3 separate regions of the Homo sapiens genome follow, and all the other regions are linked to region 1. A link is a loop called in an ENCODE intact Hi-C map of the cell type or tissue named here. Cell type or tissue: CD14-positive monocyte. All regions are shown on one strand. Each heading gives the region's core, and the rest is flanking DNA. Links, peaks and the distances in the headings are about the cores only.

Region 1 (7,828 bases), core at 1,133-6,132:
GCTGTGCCCTAAATAAGACACAATTTTCTCCCTTTAAGAAGCTCACAGTGTCACATGAATGGGACATTCATGTAAGTATTAAAAAAAATCAAGCACAGTATAATAAATGCAATAGAAGCATGGCCAGAGGAGGTAATATTTATCTTTGTGAGAGTCAGGAAAGGACATTTAAGAGAAAAGAACCAGCATGTTCCAAGGACAGAGGCAAGAAACACATGAGATATAAGCATTTTGGACTGCTAGAGAGGAAAGGCAAGGAGGTAGCAGAATAAGTGGCTAGAAATTGCCTTGGATGCTGTGTTAAGGGACTGACTTTATCCAATATGCAAAGAGGGTATCCCTTACAAAGGGTTTTAGGTAGGGGAGAGGCATGAACAGATATCAACTATAGTGCTATCAGATTTGTAGTAGTGTGGGAGAATGGCCTGGATAGAAGAAAACAAAGGTACAAAATCAAGTAGAAGAATACTGTAATAGTCCAAGCAAGTGATGATGGCAACTGAATTAAGACAGAGGTAGTAGGAATGGAAAGAAGATGAACTGAAGATTTTTTAAAAATTTATTTTATTTTTTTGTAGAGACAGGGTCTATGTTGCCCAGGCTGGTCTCAAACTCCTGGGCTCAAGTGATCCTCCACCTCAGCCTCCCAAAGTGTTGGGATTATACAATGCTCAGCTAGAAGATATTTTAAAGAGGTAGAATAGATAGGACTTGGTGACTGAACAAAATGGATAAATTCCTTGCCTTTATGGAAATTACATTCTAATATGGGAGGCAGATAATATTCAATAAACAGATGTGTACATGATATAACTCCTGTAGGGTTATAAGCTAGGGAAAAAATAGAGTAGACTAAAAGCACAGCAAATCAAAGAGTTATTTTAGATAGGGTGGTCCCCCTGAGGAGGTAACATTTGAACAGAGACCTGAATGGTGTGAGGAAATGGGCCATAAGCATATTTGTGGAACGAGTATTTCTAAAGTAAACAAGTATAAAGGTCCAGAGGCAGCAATGTGCTTGGCATATGTTTGAGAAACAACAATGAAGCTAGTATGGCTGAAGTACAAAAAAAGGAAGGGGAGAGTGGAAGGACATAAGGTCAGAATGTAGCAAGAGGCCAGATCATTAGGGCCTTGCAGACTGTAGAAAGAATTTTAGATTTTATTTTAAGTGTGACATGAATCACTGGAGAGTTCTGAACAGGGGAGTGGCATATCCTAACTTACACTGTAAAAGGATCATTCAGAATATAGTTGGGGGAGAGTGGAAGTAGGATAGCCAGTTAGGAGGAAGGGATCTAGGTGAGAGATGATAGTGGTTTGGATGAGAGTAACAGTGATCAAGGTGGTAAGAACTAGTCAATCAGATTTGGAATATATTTTGAAGGTAGGATGATGGATGTGCTAGTGGATCAAAGAGCGTATTAGAAACAGAGGAGTCCATGATGATTTCTGGCCTGAGCAACAGGGCGAATGGTAGAACTATTTACTGATATGGAGAAGGCTGAAGGTTTGGGCAGCAAGGAATCAAAGACTTGGTTTGGACACATTTAGTTTGGAATACTGTTAGACATCCAAGTGGAGTAGCCAGTGGAGATATGAGTCTGGAGTTCAGGGGAGAGGTTGCAGATATACATGTTTTGGAATCACTAACATATAGATGATATTTAAAATGACAGAGTTGGTTAAGATTTTCTAAGAAATGAGTATAAGAAAAAAATTAGTAGAAGTCTGGGGATGGAACACTAGAATCCCCAATAATTAAAGGTTGAGAAAAGAAAGAGGATCCAATGAAGAGACAGAGGAGTGGCCACTGAAGTGAGAAGAAAATCAGTATAGGGTGGAGGCCAGGGAAGGACAGTCCTTCAAGAAAGAGAAAATGATCAACTAGTCAGATGCTGCCATTTAGTCAAGTAGGTTAAGAACTGAATTAGGCAACATGAAGGTTATTGGTGACCTTGATAAGCACAGTCTCAAAAAAGTAATGGGGATAAAAACCTCACTTTTAACAAAGAAACAAAGAAAGTGAGAAGTTTCACTACACAAAGAGGAGCCGAGAAATGGTGTAGTAGCTGGAGAGACACATGCAATCAAGAGAAGGATTTTTTTTAAGGGAGGGAATTTGGTGACGCAGGAGATGGCATAGTGTGAGGGCAAAATTCTTGCGTAGGTGAGTTCTGTAGGTATTTGGACATTTGGGCCTGGAGCTCAATAGAGAGGTAGAGGCTGGAAACACAGATTTTGGAATGACTAACTTGTATATGAAAGGGGCAAATGTGAGAGTAGATAAAACTGCTTGGGGAGAGTGAAAAACAGAAACCAAGGACAGGACTTGAGTAATCAAAAAAATTAAGGGAATATGAGGAGAAGATTCAGTAAGGAAGACTGAGAAGGGATGTCTTTTATTTTCTAGTCATTTTTATGCCTATACCACATGCCATATTTTTTCACCCCTCATGCCTGGGAAGCCTTCTCTTCCCTGGATTCATCACAATCTCTCATAGTACTTTATACATATCATCATTAGCACAGAATTCGCTACATTTACATTATATATATCTTCTTCTTCCATCAACCTCAAAGTCCCTCCCCCACCAAAAAACTCTTCATTCATCTTTGTATTTATAACACTTAGCATCATGCCCTGAAACATAGTAGGTGTTCAATGAATGATGCACGGAAGCAGGGGGAAGTTAAGCCACGAATAGAGCATGTAATATACAAGCATTAGAAAGTATGAATATGTCGTTTATGCCTTTCTAAAAGCAGAATATATCTTGGAAAGAATTCACCAGTGAAGCCATCTGGAGTTTTCTTTGTAGGAAGGTTTGAATTATGAATTCAATTCTTCTAAAATATAAAATTTTCTATTTATTCTGGTTTTGGTCTTGGTAAATTTTGTTTTTCACTAAGATTTTCCATTTCATCTTAATTGTCAACTCTAACGGTAGAAAGTTGTTTATAGTATCCTCCTGTATTTCTTAATGTCTACAGGACCTATAATGATGTCCCCCTTTTTAATTGCTGATATTGGTAATGTGTTTTCTTTCACATTTTCTTGATCACCCTTGGTAAGAGTTGATGAATTTTCATTTCTGTTTTAGAAGATAAGTTTTGGTTTTGTTGATTTTCTCTCTCGGATACCTGCATTCTATTTCATTGATTTCTAATGTTTATTTCCTTTCCTTTGTTTTCTTTGCATTAAATTTGCTGCTTCTTTCTCTAAATTTCCCTCTGAGCTTTGAACCAAAGTGACTCATTAGAGAAGTCCCAATGAGCCTGTATTAGTACCCCACCATGCTTAGTCACTGGCTAAAAATAGTTCCTAAGAAGCATGGCCTCAGCTGCAAACACATTGGTTGATCCAGAAGGTCAGCAGTCGGGGTCATCAATGAACTATTCTCCCATAGCAGGAAATCTGAGAGGCCCACTTTCATAACCACTACAGCCCACTCTTTGAGCCCGACAGATCTACTTTTTCACACAGGTTTGGGAAGAAATTTTTCTATGGTTCCCATGGGCCTTTCTTGCTAAAGGAAAACTTGATGACGAAGGTTAGTGTGACAAACTATAGCAACTTGTCTGGGGGCCACAGTTGTTACTGATCCTCTCTCTCCTCCACTATCTACACCAAATTCCCCTCACCGTCCGTTATCACCTTAGCAGGTCTTGGTGGTTTATATGGTGGTCTGGGCTCCTGTTAACCATACCCTTCTCAGGCCAGATTTGCTGCATGTATTCATTCAGCCACATGGAGCAAGAAGGTATCAGGAGATGCCCAAGTGGAATCACATCAGCTCTGTAAAAAGCAGCACTATCTCCTCTTACTGATCAGGGTCAATTACTCCTGTCATGATGGTGACTCCTCTTTTTGCCTCCTGATATCTGGTCATAAGGAGTCTAAAATGCCCAGCAGCAGCCATAGCTTGTAGTTCGATGGGACCCTTGCTGTGATCCCTAATAGGAGCATAACCTCTTTGGGGACTAGGACCTCCAGCCCTACAGATCCCACATTTGTGAGTATGGGAAGCACAAAATCTTCTACTGGGTCATTGATAGTGAAGAGAAGTGGGGCTATTCCCACATCTACTCCTTGGTTAGTGGACCCAAGTATTTTTCCTATTAGGGCCTGCTGTGGTTTGAATGTGTCCTCCAAATTTCATGTATTAAAAACTTAATTTCGGTCAGGTGCGGTGGCTCACGCCTGTAATCCCAGCACTTTGGGAGGCCGAGGTGGGCAGATCACGAGGTCAGGAGATCGAGACCATCCTGGCTAACACAGTGAAACTCAGTCTCTACTAAAAATACAAAAAATTAGCCGGACGTGGTGGCGGGCGCCTGTAGTCCCAGCTACTCAGGAGGCCGAGGCAGGAGAATCGCGTGAACCTGGGAGGCGGAGCTTGCAGTGAGCGGAGATCGCGCCACTGCACTCCAGCCTGGGCAACAGAACGAGACTCTGTCTTGAAACAAAACAAAACTTAATTTCTAAATTCATATGTTGATGGCATCTGGAAGTAAGGCTTTTGGGAGGTAATTAGAATCAGATAAAGTTATCAAGGTGAGGCCCCCATAATGGGACTGGTAGCTTTAAAAGAAGAGGTAGAGAGACCTGAGCTGACACACATGCTCCTGCCCTCTCACCATGCGATGCTGTCATGTTATGACACAACAAGAACGACCTCGCCAGATGGCAGCACCATATTCTTTGACCTCCTGGTTTCTAGAACGGTAAGAAATAAATTTCTTTTCTTTGTAAACTACCTAGTCTGTGGTTTTCTGCTACAGCAACAGAAAACAAACTATGACAGAATTACAAAGGCCTCTGATTTAATGTATATAACAAATCCAGAATGATAGCATCCAATTCTTTCAGAGTGTTGCCTCTGAGTGTAACGTCACCCGTGCCTTTAGAAAGTCACTCCAGGCTGGTTGTGATGGTTCATGCCTGTAATCTCAACATTTTGGGAGGCTGAGGCAGGAGCATCACTTGAGCCAAGGAGTTAAAGACCAGCCTGCCCAACATGGTGAGGGCTTGTCTCTACAAAAAAATTTTTTTTTGAGATGGGGTCTCACTCTTGTCGCTTGCTCTGTCGCCCAGGCTGGAGTGCAGTGGCGCCATCTCAGCTTGCTGCAAGCTCCGCCTCCTGGATTCAACCCATTCTCCTGCCTCAGCCTCCCGAGTAGCCGGGACTACAGGCGCCTGCCACCACGCCCAGCTAATTTTTTGTATTTTTAGTAGAGACAAGGTTTCACCGTGTTAGCCAGGATGGTCTCAATCTCCTGACCTCGTGATCCACCCACCTCGGCCTCCCACAGTGCTGGGATTATAGGCATGAGCCACCCTGCCCGGCCTTGTCTCTACAAATTTTTTTAAAAATTAGCTGGGTGTGGTGGCACATGCCCATAGTCCCAGCTACTCATGAGGCTGAAGTGGAAAGATGGCTTGAGCCTGAGAGATCAAGGCTGCAGTGAGCTGAGATGGCACCACTGCACTCCAGCCTGGGCGACAAAGTGAGCTGCCTCAGGAAAAAAAACAAAAACAAAAACAAACAAACAAAAAACCTCATTCCAGCCCTTTAAAGTGCCAGATTTTTCTGGATGGTATGGTATGATGGCATGATCAGTGGATGTCATGACCACAGGCCCACTCCCGCTCCTCTTTTACCATGAAGCAAGTCCCCTGGTTGGATGCTATGTTACAAAAAATTTTATGCTTGTGGATCAGGCACTCATTCTGTAAACCCCCATACTTTAAACCCGTATTTTAAACTCCATATTTTAAACCCTGGCTGAGGACTTGTGGGCAGGAAAAGAAAACCCATACCCAGATTAGACATCCATCACTGTGAGAATGAACTATTGAAACCCCCAGAAGTAGAAGAGACCTAGTATTGTCAACTTGTCACCAAGTGGCCAGTTGGTCTCAATAGTGCCAATATTGGGGACTCTGCATTAGTCTTTGATGCTGACAGTAAAGATCATCAGTAGCTAGATCAGCCTTGGAAAGTTGGAGCCCATACATAGCCTCTATCCCTGCCACTGTGGCCACTCCATTTATGTGATGGTATTAGTTTCCTAGCGCTGCCATAACATAAGTACCACAAACGTGGTGGCTTAAACAATAGAAATGCATTGTCTCATAGTTCTGAGGCTAGATGTCTGAGATCATGGTGTCAGCAAGGTTGGTTCCCTCTGAGAGCTATGAAGGAGAATCTGTTCCATGCCTCTCTCTTAGCTTCTGTTGTCACCCTGATCTCTGCCTTTATTTTCACATGGTGTTCACACTGTGTATCTGTCTTCACGTGGCCATCTGCTTATAAGAACACTAGTCAGAGTGAATTACAGGTCTACCCTACTCCAGTATAAACTCATCTTTACTAATTACATGTGCAACAATCCTGTTTCCAAATAAGGTCAATCTGAGCTACTGGAGGTTAGGTCTTCAATGTATGAATTGAGTAGGGGGCAATTGATATGATTTGGTTGTGTCCCCACCCAAATCTCATCTTCAATTGTAGCTCCCGTAATTCCCGTGTGTGGTGGGAAGGAGTTGGTGGGAGGTAATTGAATCATGGGGGCGAGTCTTTCCCATGATAGTGAATAAGTCTCACAAGGTCTGATGCTTTTATAAAGGGGGGTTTCCCTGCATATGCCCTCTTGCTTGCTGCCATGTATTAAGATGTGCTTTTGCTTCTCCTTTGCCTTCTGCCATGATTGTGAGGCCTCTCCAGTCATGTGGAACTGTGAATCCATTAAACCTCTTTCCTTTATAAATTACCCAGTCTCAGGTATGTCTTTTTTTTTTTTTTTTTTTTTTTTTGAGATAGAATCTTGCTGTGTCACCAACGCTGGAATGCAGTGGTGTGTTCTTGGCTCACTGCAACCTCTGCCTACTGGGTTCAAGCAATTCTCTGCCTCAGCCTCCCGAGTAGCTGGGATTACAGGCACCTGCCACCACAACCAGCTAATTTTTGTAATTTTAGTAGAGGTGGGGTTTCACCATCTTGGCCAGGCTGGTCTCGAACTCCTGACCTCGTGACCCACCCACCTCGGCCTCCCAAAGTGCTGGGATTACAGGTGTGAGCCACTGCGCCCAGCCTCGGGTATGTCTTTATTAGCAGCATGAGAACAGACTAATACAGTAAATTGGTACTGGTAGAGTGGGGTGTTGCTGTAAAAATACCCAAAAATGTGGAGGCGACTTTGGAACTGGGAAACGGCAGAGGGTAGAATGGTTTGGAGGGCTCAGAAGAAGATAGGAAAATGTGGGAAAGTTTGGAACTTCCTAGAGACTTGTAGAATGGCTTTGACCAAAATGTTGATAATGATATGGACAACAAAGTCCAGGCTGAGGTGGTCTCAGATGGAGATGGGAAACTTGTTGGGAACTGAAGTAAAGTTCACTCTTGCTATGCAAACAGACTGGTGGTATTTTGCCCCTGCCCAAGAGATCTGTGGAACTTTGAACTTGAGAGAGATGATTTAGGTATCTGCCAGAAGAAATTCCTAAGTGGAAGAGGCTTCAAGAGGAAACAGAGCATGAAAATTCAGAAAAGGTACAGCCTGATGATGCAATAGAAAAGAAAAACACATTTTCTGAGGAGAAATCCAATCCAGCTGCAGAAATTTGCATAAGTAATGAAGGGCCAAATGTTAATCACCAAGACAATGGGGAAAATGTCTTCAGGGAATGTCAGAGGTCTTCACCTCAGCCCCTCTCATCACAGGCCTGGAGGTCTAGGAGAGAAAAATGGTTTCATGGGCGGGGTCCAGGGCCTTGCTGCTTTGTGCAGTCTTGGGACTTGGTACCCTGTGTCCCATCTGGGGC
Region 2 (6,413 bases), core at 1-5,000, 86 kb before region 1:
AAGGGACTACCCAGGCCACACGAGCAGATGTTTATGAATCTATAATAGCATGCATCCATCCCCACAGGGTCTCTGCTCACAGAGAAGACGCCTGAAACCGAGGCTTCCAGGATGTGTGTGTGCACACACATGAGCACACATGGACACAGATGCATGCATTGTGGCCATCCCTGGTGGCTTCGCCGTCAACTGTGCCTCTTCCTAGGTGCCGGCCTCTTCCATTCTCAGTCTATAAGCAAGTTCTTACATCTCTCTGAAATGGCAGCTGAATGAAGAACTGAAAGAGATGTGGGGACTGAAGGGACAGTTTTACATTCATTAGTTGTAGTTTTCTGGGAGAAGGGAGATACTACTAATGATTTATATTTGCAATAGTGTTTTTAATAAGCACCATCACATACATTATTTAATAATTTAAGCCACACAGCACTCTTGTGAGATTATTACTATCGTCAGGCTCAGAAAGGTGAAACGCTTTCTTGCAGATCATCCAGCTAATAAGTAACAAAATTAGGACCGAATCCATGTCATTTATTCCAAATCCTGTTCACCTTCTATGATGCTTTGCTGCTTCTGACCTCTTGTTAACTTCCAACTCTTATAAGTGTCTCTCCTGCAGGAGTCCAAAGGCACAGGTGTTCTGTATGCTGTGGATGTTTCTTTCATTTGTTATTTTGAAATTATTTCAAATCAACAGAAAAGTTGCAAGAAAGATACAAAGAACCCCTGTTCCTGCATCCCTTCCACCCAGTTCCTCAACTTTTTTTTTTTATTTTGCTTTTGTTTTTTGAGATGGGGTCTCACTCTGTCACCCAGGCTGGAGTGCAGTGGTGCGATCTGGGCTCACTACAACCGCCACCTCCCAGGATGAAGCCATCCTCCCACCTCAGCCTCCCAAGTAGCTGGGACTACAGACATGCACCACCACACCCAGCTAATCTTTGTATTTTTCTTGTAGAGGTGGGTTTTCACCATGTTGCCCAGCCTGGCCTCAAACTCCTGGACTCAAGTGATCCACCTGCCTCAGCCTCTCAAAGTGCTGGGATTACAGGCGTGAGCCACAGTGCCCGACCCTCAGTTTGTTTTGTATGTGTTCTCTCTCTCTTTCTCTCATATGTATACATCACATATACGTAATTTCTGATCCATTGGCGAGTACACTATAGACATGATGCCCTATTACCCCTTAACACTTCAGTGTGTATTTACCAAAAACAAGGACGTTCTCCTACATAACCAAAATACAACATCTCAGTCAGTAAAGTAACATTGACACAGAACTGCTGGCTAATCCAGAGACCCCATTCAAATTTCACTAATCCTTTTTTTTTTCTTTTGGAGACAGGGTCTTACTCTGTTGCCCATGCTGAAATGCAGTGACATGATCATGGCTCACTACAGCCTTGACCTCCCAGGCTCAAACGATCCTCCCACCTCAATCCCCTGAGTAGCTGTCACTTCAGGTGCACACCACCATGACTGGCTAGTTTTTTTGTATTTTTTGTAGAGATGAAGTCTCGCTGTTACCTAGGCTAGTCTCAAACTCCCGGCCTCAAGTGATCCACCCACCTCAGCCTCCCAAAGTACTGAGATTACAGGTATAAGCCACTGTGCTGGCCTCACTGATAATTCTAGTAACATTGTTTTTAGGTCTAGGCATTAATCCAGGATCATGTGTTCTATTTAGTTGTCATGTCTTTTTAGTCTTCTTCAGTCTGGAACATTTCCTATCTTTCCTTGTCTTGAACTTAATATTTTTGAAGAATCCAGCCTGGAAACTTTGTAGAATATCCCTCAATTGGGGTTGGGCTGATGTTTCCTTATGAGTAGTTTCTGGTTATGCATTTTGTCAGGAATACTGCAGAAGTGAGGCCATGTTCTCAGTTCATCTCAACAAGAGTTACACAATGTCAAGTTGTCCTATCCTGTTACTGGGGATGTTAACTTTATTATTTTTGGGGTGGGGGGGAATGGGGTTTCACTCTGTTGCTCAGGCTGGAGTGCAGTGGCATGATCTTGGCTCACTGCAACCTCCGCCTCCCAGGTTCGAGCAATTCTCCTGCCTCAGGCTCCCAAGTAGCTAGGACTACAGGCCCATACCACCACACCTGGCTAATTTTTGTATTTTTAGTAGAGACAGGGTTTCGCTATGTTGGCCAGGCTAGTCTTGAACTCCTGACCTCAGGTGATCTGCCCGCCTTAGCCTCCCAAAGTGCTGGGATTACAGACATGAGCCACCATGCCTGGCCTGGAGATGTTAACTTTTATCGCTTGGCTAAGATAATGTCAGCTAAGTTTTTCCACTGTAAAGTCAACTAATAGTATTGTGTACTCATCAATCAAGTACTTGTGGGGAGACACTAAGATTGTGTAAAAATCATGTTCCTCATCAGACTTTCACCCCCTAGTTATAACATCCACTGATGACTCTTGCCTACATCATTTATTATTTATTTATTTATTTATTTATTTTTTTGAGATAGAGTTTCGCTCTTGTTGCACAGGCTGGAGTGCAATGGCACGATCTCAGCTCACTGCAAACTCCGCCTCCCAGGTTCAAATGATTCTCCTGCCTCAGCCTCCCGACTAACTGGGATTACAGGCACCCGCCACAACACTCAGCTAATTTTTGTATTTTTAGTAGAGATGGAGTTTCACCATGTTGGCCAGGCTGGTCTTGAACTCCTGACCTCGAGATCCACTCACATCAGCCTCCCAAAGTGCTGGGATTACAGGCATGAGCCACCATGCCCAGCCTCTCCTACACTGTTTATTACTGTGATGGTTACTAGATGGCAATTTTCTAAATGCAGCTTTTTTTCTATATACATCAATTGGCATTCTAACATAAGGTAAAGCCTGCTCTCTCTCCCCATTTATTTATTTATTTATTCATTCATTCCTATTTTACCGTATTTTAGTTGTAACCCGATATCAAAATTATTTATTTTGATGCCTAAATTGTCTCAGATTTGGCCTGTGCATGCCCCTTCAAGTTGGATTCCCCATCCTTTCCATGTGTTTCTGTCATTATCTGAGCACTTCCTCACTTTCTAGCACAAGATATTCCCAGCTCATCTAGTAATTTCTAGGCTGATCAGTCCTGGTGGAGGTTTTTTTTTGTTTGTTTGTTTTGTTTGTTTGTTTTCTAAGTAGAAAATAGCATTTAGAAGCCAAAATCTGGGTGCTTGGTGTGCTCGCTGCCGTTGGGGCATCATTGCTTCTAGTATCGTTCAGAGAGGGCACATAAATGAGTTCCCTCATTTGTATACATGGGACTAGGTTAGATATGTACACACACACATTTACATATATTAAAATCATGAGTTCAAATTAATTACCCCAATTCTGATTGAATACCACAGGGTTTATTCTCTTTCCACATACATAACTCCTGTCACTAACTATGAGAAATATAGCTCCCATCATCCTTAACCTACTATGTGTGTGCTCAGTTCCTCTGTTTGTAATCAATCTCCTAACCACACAGGCCACCCTCTCTGCCTCAAACTCACCACACATGCTGGTTGAACCAGCCAAATCTTGGCTCCAGCCACACTGACCACACCATCTGTGCTGGCTGAATCCTTAATCCAGATCAAAGGAAAGGGGAGAGAAAGGACACATTATATAATTTTTAAGGATTTAATTTATTGCAGAGTATTTATTCACACACTGAATTGAACTCCAACTGTCATTTAGAGACGCTCGTCTTATAACCCAAATATGTTTGTTTCAATAATAGAGCATATAGTGTTTCTAATAGAGTAAGAGAGACAGTATTTATGAAGTTAATTCTAGATTAATCTGAGAAACACATTATGTGCATGTGTATGTGTGTATATATATATATGTATATATATACATTATAAATTTTTTAAGCTCTCTCAAAATCTGTTTTCCTAACTTATATTCACGCTAATTTAGATGATGAAGTAGAGGCCCTTTGCCCAATGGATAAGTTTAGGAACAGAAACTTCAAATAATATGTGTCACAGACTGATTGATTGGTTTTTTATGAAACCGTTTCCTTTTACCTCCTAGGTGCATAGCCTGACTACATTTCCTAGCCTCCCTTGTAGTCAGGTGTGGTCATATGACAGAGTTCTGGCCAGTGGAATATGGCAGAAATGATTAATGCCACTTCTAGAGCTGGTCCATAAAACCTTCCACACAATCCTGCATGCTTCCTGTCTCTACCCCGTCTGCTGACTGGAAACAGGGAATACAGAATCCTCCAATAGAGGATTCCAAAACCTGTAACAGTGATCAGAGCCACAAGGTGGATCGTTCTGGGTCTCGGAATCATCCGGTGGGAGGCCATCAAGTGAACACCTGCATTAAACTGTTATGCGAGGGAGACGTTAACTTCCATTGAGGTAAGTCAGAGACCTGGGGGTTATTCATCACATAAGTCAGCTCACCCTAACCAATGCAAAAAGTAAATGAATTGTCCAAGTTTACCCTTTAGAAGTTACAAAGCATAATGTTGAATGTGACCTTCTGATTCTTACATGAGATCTCTTCCCATCCGATCAGACCAGGTAGCATGAACTTAGTACTTTGGGAGGCTGTTACCCTATCTTTCCACAAGCAATATTTTCCTCTTTAGCCCAAGTATAACATTAGCCCTATCTTTTCTCCCTTTCCCTTTCCTAAGGGACCTGTGACCTAGGTTTGCTTTTTCATGGATTTATCTTTATCAGATGAAAATACCTGGTTTGTCTAACATCTGACCTCCAGCAGAAGACAGCTTACCAAGCCTATAGAGATGAGTCTCACCAGCAAACGAAGACAGCCCTTCAATTTCCTACAAGTGGACTCTGCAATTGACGTGCAGGTGGTGGCAGGGCCCATAGTCTGGGGATGGGCCAAAATGCCTAGGAGGCAAGTAGATTCTTCCTCTATACTCAGTAGACTAGCAACAGTTACCACTCCCGGGAAAAGACACCCCCACATCTTGTCTTTTCACAGGCTAATAACTACTTGTTCAGCAATTTAGCACGTCCCAGGCTGCTGGAAACTAACATCTTCCTGAAGAGGATGTCCTTCACCCTTCTCCCTCCAGGCACGACAAGTTTTCAAGACCAAGAGAGTAGAGAAGTCAGGTAAAGTGCGAGGGAAGATGGGAAACAATGCAATAATATGGGGGAAAGGAAAACCTGAAGATGTGGCCACAAGAGGTGTCGGGCGCTTTCCAAGCCTGGGACTCCAAGAGAACACTGCAGTCCAGTTTCAGAGCTAGAGTCACAAAGCTGACTCTAGAGCTTTTTCTAGAGCTGGGCAAAGCTCCGAGGTCATGATGCCTAACTCTCTCATTTCATAAAGAGGGAATGAAGGGCCTGAGTGATTAAGGACTATGTCCAAAGTCACAGAGGCAGTCACGGTAGGACTAAAGTCCCGGACCAGTGCTCTCCAATGCTCTTTGTATTTTCTACTCTTGCTTGAAGGCCTGATAGGAAGCACTCAGTTCAAGGAGTTGGAGTAGCAGATGTAATTAGGAAGCTAAGTGCTGGAGTATGTGGTCCCTGAGGATTCATCTCTCCATGCCCTTGGCCAACCCCTGTCCTCCCTGAAAGCCTTCCCCTGCTTCTCTGAGAAGCCAGCTCCCGTCACCCACTAGGGACAGACACAAACATTCTGTCTGGGGTGAGTCTCTCAATTCCAAAGTGAAGCAGGAGTGGGAACATCTCCACTTAGAACTCCAGAGCATCTGGGAAGGGAAAGTGTCTCCAGGCTGGAAACACATGGAAATTTCCCTGAACCCAGAAGCATGCTTGGAATAGTTTCAACTGCCGCATCACCACCCCAGCCCAGCCGTGTTAGCGAGGCAAGCCGCAATCAGGGAGATAATTAGTTTGCTGTTATTTATTCCCTGCGCTAATCAGCAGCCCACTGCTTGCACAGTGGAGAGGGCTCCTGCCCCCAGAGCCATGGAGGTTCTCAGGGATCTTTAGTTACCCGCAGAAGACAAAGGGCTGGGAAGAGGGACAGAAAGGGAGGAGGAGACCTAGACCCCAAGATGCAGTGCTGTAGGCTTCTCTACCGTGCATAGAGCCCTTGGGAGAGGCGGTCCTGGGATCACCAGGGGCCCAGGGCAGCACTGCACTCCTCTTCATTTTGTTCTTGGGGTTGGGCTGTGGTCAATAAAGGGCGGCTGGCGTTCACCTCCCTGTTCTGCCTCACTGCAGTCAAATTGCCTTTTTCCAAGGCGACTTTCAAAAAAAGATGACATTTATCAAAGCCTGCTGAGTGTGACCTTGGTGGGAGGGAGAAAGGGCGGGTGTGCTGTCTGTGGAAGCAGGCAAAGAAAATGAGGAAAACCTGCAGGGAAGGAAATGCTTTCAACCCTCAAAGGTGTTAGAACAATCATGGGGAGATGACTCCAAGTTTGGGACAGCCACTCCATGTGC
Region 3 (6,413 bases), core at 1-5,000, 340 kb before region 1:
CACCTGCTGGGACTTCATCTCCGTGGCAGCCTGAGCAGAGTGGTTCCCACTTACAGATGGGGAACCAGTCCATGAAGTCAGCTCCTGTGTGTGGCCAAGTCTGCCCTTCATCTGCTTGGCTCAGAAGCCACATTCTTCACTACCATGTCCCAAATGTCAGGACTGGTGTCCCCTCAGTCTGGCTGTGATGGTTTTGCTGGGGCCCGGGATAGAGGAAATGGGAGGAATACACCTATTGCATCGCACTGTACATGGGAGGGCCATTCAATTGCATTGTCAAGATAGATTTGTATATTTAGTGAGATAATTTTCCTGCAGACCAAAGCAGAACATTTGGAAGAATGAGCAGCTCTTTCTCGCTCCCTCCTCAGAGACTCCATTTGGGCTCAGGCGGGGCAAATGGAGCCAATGAAATAAGGTTTCATGGAAGTCAGAGCAGGTACAGTCTATGTCATCTCACCAGCCCTGCTTTAAAGAAAAAGTAACGTAGAAATTAAAGTGAAAAGACCTTTACATGGAGAAGGAATTTGCACGCGTAATATAGGGAGGTGTTCCTTAGGTATGTTACAGGATTACTTTAAACCATTTGACTTACGCTCCAAAGTAACTGCAATGTTGGTAGTATAACAAATTCTGATGAATAGCTTTAATTGTGTGTTTAAAGGTCTCATCATATGTTCACATGCTTAAATCTGGGTATCAGAATTTAAGTAATTCTTGAAATGTATTGTCTCCTTAATATACTAATTACAAAGCAAAGAAAAAAAGAAAGAAAGAAAAGAAAAATCTCAGGCATCTCTGGGGAGTCATTTGCCACCGAGGCATATTTCCAGGGGACAGACCCAGGTCTGCCAGCCTCAGCCCTTACCCTTGCTGTGCCCACTCCCAGGCTTGGGTCGCCCCAGTGGGGCAGGAGAGCTGTGACCCGAGGCAAAGAACAGGGCCAACCCTAATGCCCACAGAGCAGCCCAGGAAGGCTGGGGGACATTCATGGGAAGAGAAAGGGGATTTTTCAGAGCCCAAGGTCTCCTTCCCCACCCACCAGGGTCAGCGGGGGTACCAGTCCTCCGACAGGACGCCTGGCCACAGCACTGGGAACCTGGGCTCCCGGGCGTCAACTTGGAGTTCTTGTTGACTTCCTCAGACTCTGCCTCCTGCCAACCCCATTCATCACCTTCACTTGCCAATCCCTTAGGAATGTGGCAGTCTCTTAAAAGTCAGCCCTGGGTTAAAACAACAAACAAACCCGGAAGCCTCTAAGTCAGCCGCAGAGGCTCAGACAGGTCAGGAATCAGGGGCAGGTTTCTGGCCTCTCTTCTTCTCCCACCCCAACACCTGCAAGCTCAGCACTACCACCTTACCCCACACACAATCCCGAACACAGTGAAGCTGCCTTTAGATTGGGGGGTGAGTTTCCAGAAGCCTGAAAGCTACCTCCCCTTCCCAGGACACCCCCTCCCCACCACCCATCTATGCCTCTAACGCCTACTTAGGACACACAGGCCCATATTTGGAGAGTGGTGTCCAGCCTTCCACTCTCCAATCTGGGGCTCTGCAAACCCCCTCCCAACTTGCCCAGAGGCCCACACCTACCCTTAAGGGAATAGGACATGGGTCTGGCAACATTTCTTCAAGAAAGTAGGGAGGCTGAAGGATGGGCAGCGGGGGTGGGGGCCAGCTGGGAGGCTCTAAGGGTGAGCCCCATTCTGTCCGCCCCACACCGCACTCCTCCATCTCCTCCTTAACCCCCAGTAAAGTCCCACTGGGGCTGGCCTAGGGCAGGTTCAGTCCTGCCTCAGGGACCATCTGCTAAAGGGAAAAGGGACTCACATCTATAAGTGCCTATAAACAAAGGGGAAAATATGCAAACACCCGGCCCATTCACCTGAATAGAAGAATCCACAGCTGGCCAGAGGGGTGCACACAGGTGCTGACCAAACTGCTGGCTTGAGTGAGCTGGGCTGGCCCAAGGAAGTGCTAGCTAAAGGGCTAAATCAGAGGCTGTGGCTCCCATCCAGGGCCCCAGGCCTCCAGGGTTCCTTGAACCACTTAAAATATTTCAGAAAACCAATGGATACTCTACATTTAGCCATGGTGAGATTTCTGGGATTAACAAAAATTCCAATGCTTTGCTTTTGGCTGGAATTACATCAACTCAATGCAGAAACATTGGCTATCTGTACAGATAAATATTTGAGGTTAAGTATACATGGGTCAGATGGAGAAAACAGAAAAAGAACTAATAACTTGGCAACTGCTATTTAACAAAACCTTTTAAAACATAGAATTTGTAGTGAAAGAACTAAGAAAATGAATTTTAGAGACATTTCCTTAATACACAAAGAGCTTCTACAAATCAGTGAGAAAAAGAATAGCTGTCTCAAAAAATCCCTCTACACATGGGATTCACAAAAAAGAAAGAAAAAGAAGTTTAAATAGCCAAGATATATTTTTTTAAATGCTCAGCCTTACTTTTAAAGGCATTTAAATTTTCAAAATTTTTAAATTTTTACCATTTTTCATCTGTCAAATTAGCAAAGATTTAAAAGTTTGATAGTATCAGTGTTGGTGCAAATATAAGGAAATGGGCATTTTCATACACTATTAGTGGGACTATAAATTGTTATAGTGTTTTTGAAAGGCAATCTGGGAACACATGTTCACATTTTAAACACACACATTATTAGTCAGCTGGCAATTAATTTACAAACATAGTTGTTCATCTTAGAACTGTTTGCCTTAGCAAAACCTAAGCAGCATAAATCTCCATTAAAAAAGGAACTGGTCAGTCACATCTTTACAATGAACTTTTTATAGTCACTACAAAAAAAATGAGTAGATCTACAGATATCGACATGAAAAAGAGGTCCAAGATCTGACATTAAGTGAAAAAAGCAAGCTGCAAAATAACACGGTTACATTATTGTTATGATATGATCCCATTTGTATATATTTTTTACAAAGCACATATAGTGACTTGTAGCTATACGTGCTTGTCTATATACATAGAAATATCTTAGGGATAAATAAGAAATTGTTAAGAGTGGTTCCTTGGGGAATAAGATGAGGCAAAGGAAAAGGGTGATGGGTAGAACATTTTTAATTTTTACATATCCTTCTCTGCTATTATGGTATTTACTATAATTTTTATTATTTTAAATTGATTTTTTAAAATGATTGCTGGCAAGAAAAAGGTTAGTGTCCCAATTTAAAAGGACTGGATGATTGCTGAGAAGGAGTCAGCTTTGGTGTAAATGTTTGTGTCCTCCTACCCCCAGAACCCATATGTTAAATTCCCAGTGCCCAAGATGATGGCATTAGGTGGTGGGGCCTTGGTGAGGTGATTAGTGACCATATAAAAGAGACCTCAGAGTGCTGTCTTGCCCTTTGACCATGTGAGAACACACCGAGAAGGTACCATCTATGAACAAGAAAGCATTCCCTCACCAGACACCAAATCTGCCAGTGTCTTAATTGTGGACTTCCTAGCCTCCAGGATTGTGAAATAAATTCTGTGGTTTATGAGCTACCTAGTCTATAGCATTTTGTTATAGCAACCTGAATGGACTAAAACAGAAAATTAGTACCAGGAGTGGGATGCTACTGTAACAAATACCTAAAATGTGGAAGTGGCTTTGGAACTAGATAATGGGTAGAGGCTGAAAGAGTTTGGAAGTGCATCCTAGAAAAAGCCTAACCATTGCCATGAATGGACTGTTAAGAGCAGTTCTGGTGTGGAGAGTTGTAGAGAAAGCCTCAATCTTCTTAGAGGTTACCTAAGTGGTCATGAACAGGCTATTGGTAGAAATATGGATGGTAAAAGCCATTCTGGTAAGGTCTCAGAAATGAGGAATGTTTTACTGAAAACTAGAGGAAAAACAATACTTATTAGAAAGTAGTAAAGAACTTGGCTGCATTAAGTTTGTGTCATGGTGTTTTGTGGAAGGTAGAATTTGTAAATGATGTAATGGGATATTTGAATGAGTAAATTTCTAAGCAGTGTTGAAGGTGCAGCTTGGCTTCTCTTGAGTGCTTATAGTAACATTTGAGAAGAGAGAGATGATCTGAAGATAGAATTGCTAATCAAAAGGGAAGCAGAATTTAAAATTTTGGAAAATTCTCAACCTATCCATTTTGAAAAGAATGTGAAAGTGTGTTCATAGAAAACACCAAGAATGTGGCCCCACAGTGATTTGAGAAAGGGATTGGTACGGATAGGCCATCTCAAGGGAAGCCAGGTGCTATTGATGAAGGCAATGGAAGGCTGTCCCCAAAAATATTTTGGAGATTATCAGAATTGCCCCTCCCACCACAGGCCCAGAGTGCAAGGGCTTGGGGGACAGAAAGATTTCAAGGCTCCACTCCCCGCACTTTAGCAGAGTACTCGTTGGCCACCCCACGTATGGCTCTAGTGGGCCTAGGTACAACACAAGCTAAGGTGGCCACCCCTCTGCAGGGCACAGGTGATAAACCTTGGCAGCTCCATGAAGTGCCATTCCTGTCAATGTGCATGAGCTGTGGGGGCATGGCTACCTTCACCTAGATCCTGAAGAATGGAGCCACTAGGAGCCTCAGTTATGTGACCAGACAGAGAGTTATGGCAAGGGTGGGACCTCTACAGAGAGTCCCCAACAGGGCAATACCTAATAGAGCCATGGGGGTGGGCCAACACCAAGATCCCAGACCATAGACCCACCAGCGTGCAATTCCAGCCTGAGAGAGCCACAGGCACCCAACTACAACCTGTGAGAGATGGAACATAGGCAGTGCCCAGCAAAGCTATGGGGGCAGGGCCACCTGGAGCTCTGAGGGCCCAACCCCTACCCCAGTGTCCAGAGGGCAGAGCATCAGCCAGAGAGTATTCTCCAGCCTTGAGATTTCATGTTGTTTGCCCTGTTGGGTTTTGGATTTGGTTGGGACCTGGTATCCCTTCTTTCCTTCCTATTGCTCCCTTTCGGAATGGGAATGTCTATCCTCCACCCATCTCCCCCATTGTATTTTGAGTGCACATAACTTGCTTGATTTCACAGGTTCATAGCTGGAGACAAATACCTTGAGTCTCACTTATATCTGTTTTATTTGATAGTTACATGAGACTTTGGATTTAAACTTTAAAGTTGATGCTAGAATGAGTAAGACATTTGGGACTATTGAAATGAAATCAATATACTTTTCATGTGAGAAGGACATAAATTTTGGTGGGCCAGGGCAGAAGGCTATGGTCTGAATGTTTGTGTCTCCCCAAAATTCATATGTTAAAACCTTAACCCCCCATCCTGGCTAACACGGTGAAACCCCGTCTCTATTAGCCGGGTGTGGTGGCGGGCACCTGTAGTCCCAGCTACTCGGGAGGCTGAGGCAGGAGAATGGCGGGAACCCGTGAGGCGGAGCTTGCAGTGAGCTGAGATCACACCACTGCACTCCAGCCTGGGAGACACAGCAAGACTCCGTCTCAAAAAAAAAAAAAAAAAACCTTAACCCCAAGGCGATGGTATTAGGGATGGGACCTTTGTGAGGTGAGTAAGTGCTCTGATAAAATGGATTAGTGCCCTTATAAAAGAGATGCCAGAGAGCTGTGTTGCCCTTCTACCATGTGAGGACACAGTGAGAAGGTGCCTTCTATGAATTAGACAGTAAGCCCCCACCAGACTCCAGATCTACAGGTACCTTCATTTTGGACCTCCCAGCCTCCAGAACTGTGAGAAACAAATTTCTGTTGTTTGTATACTTCCCAGTCTATGCTATTTCGCTATAGCAGCCTGAACAGACTAACGCAGGGACCACTGGAAGATGTGGGAATGGCTTTACTGAGACCAGGAAGGGAGGTGGTTCAGAGGAGGGGAGCCCTGGAGGAGCAGGCCTCTCTTCCATCTGGAAGAGGTCCGTTCGTGGCAGGAGGTCTGCCCTCTCAGCTACTCCATCCCACCCAGACAGAGGAGACAAATGGAGACTGGGAAAAGAAGCCAAACTTTGTTTTTATTTATGTATTTGTTTTAGAGACAGGGTCTTTTGCTGTCCCCCAGGCTGGAGTGCAGTGGCATGATCACAGCTCACTGCAGCCTCAAACTCCTGGGCTCAAGCAATCCTCCCACCTCACCCTCCTGAGTAGCTGGGACTACAAGCATGCGCCACCATGTCCGGCTAATTTTTTTTCTTTTTGTAGATACAGGGTCTCACTTTGTTGCCCAGGCTGGTCTCAAACTCTTGACCTCAAACAATCCTCCTGCCTCAGCCTCCCAAAATGCTGGGATTATAGGTGTAAGCCATTGCACCTGGCCGGAAGCCAACCTTTAAATACCAGCACAAGGCTTGCAAGGGCAGGTTGATGCCCCCTGGGGATCTGGCCCAGGCCCTCCTCCTTTCACCCTATTTCAGGGCCCCTCCTTCTCTGTCTGCGACCCAGGCCCAGACAA

The links. A loop is a pair of places that touch in the nucleus more often than their neighbours do. Peaks named below come from ENCODE experiments on the same cell type or tissue, not always from the same donor. Only the 100,000 strongest peaks of a DNase experiment are listed, where the experiment ranks them.
Region 2: a loop joins it to region 1, with 2.8 times the contacts of the local background. A loop is called at or near these places in 53 of 110 quality-filtered maps.
Region 3: a loop joins it to region 1, with 7 times the contacts of the local background. A loop is called at or near these places in 2 of 110 quality-filtered maps.

What each region holds. Positions count from the first base shown.
Region 1 is chr1:109,434,511-109,442,338 of GRCh38, reverse strand. No RefSeq gene overlaps it. Among named protein-coding and RNA genes, the nearest start is that of PSMA5, 12 kb to the right of the region's middle. In CD14-positive monocyte, for the core only: no CTCF peak of the experiment used is centred there; a DNase peak (open chromatin) is centred at 3,308; H3K27me3 peaks cover 189 bases.
Region 2 is chr1:109,521,019-109,527,431 of GRCh38, reverse strand. It overlaps LOC105378893 (a long non-coding RNA gene), which reads left to right and starts at 4,981. Exons shown (of 3, transcript XR_001738179.2): 1 at 4,981-5,108. RefSeq lists an enhancer at 1-305. In CD14-positive monocyte, for the core only: no CTCF peak of the experiment used is centred there; no DNase peak of the experiment used is centred there.
Region 3 is chr1:109,778,328-109,784,740 of GRCh38, reverse strand. No RefSeq gene overlaps it. Among named protein-coding and RNA genes, the nearest start is that of EPS8L3, 18 kb to the right of the region's middle. In CD14-positive monocyte, for the core only: no CTCF peak of the experiment used is centred there; no DNase peak of the experiment used is centred there.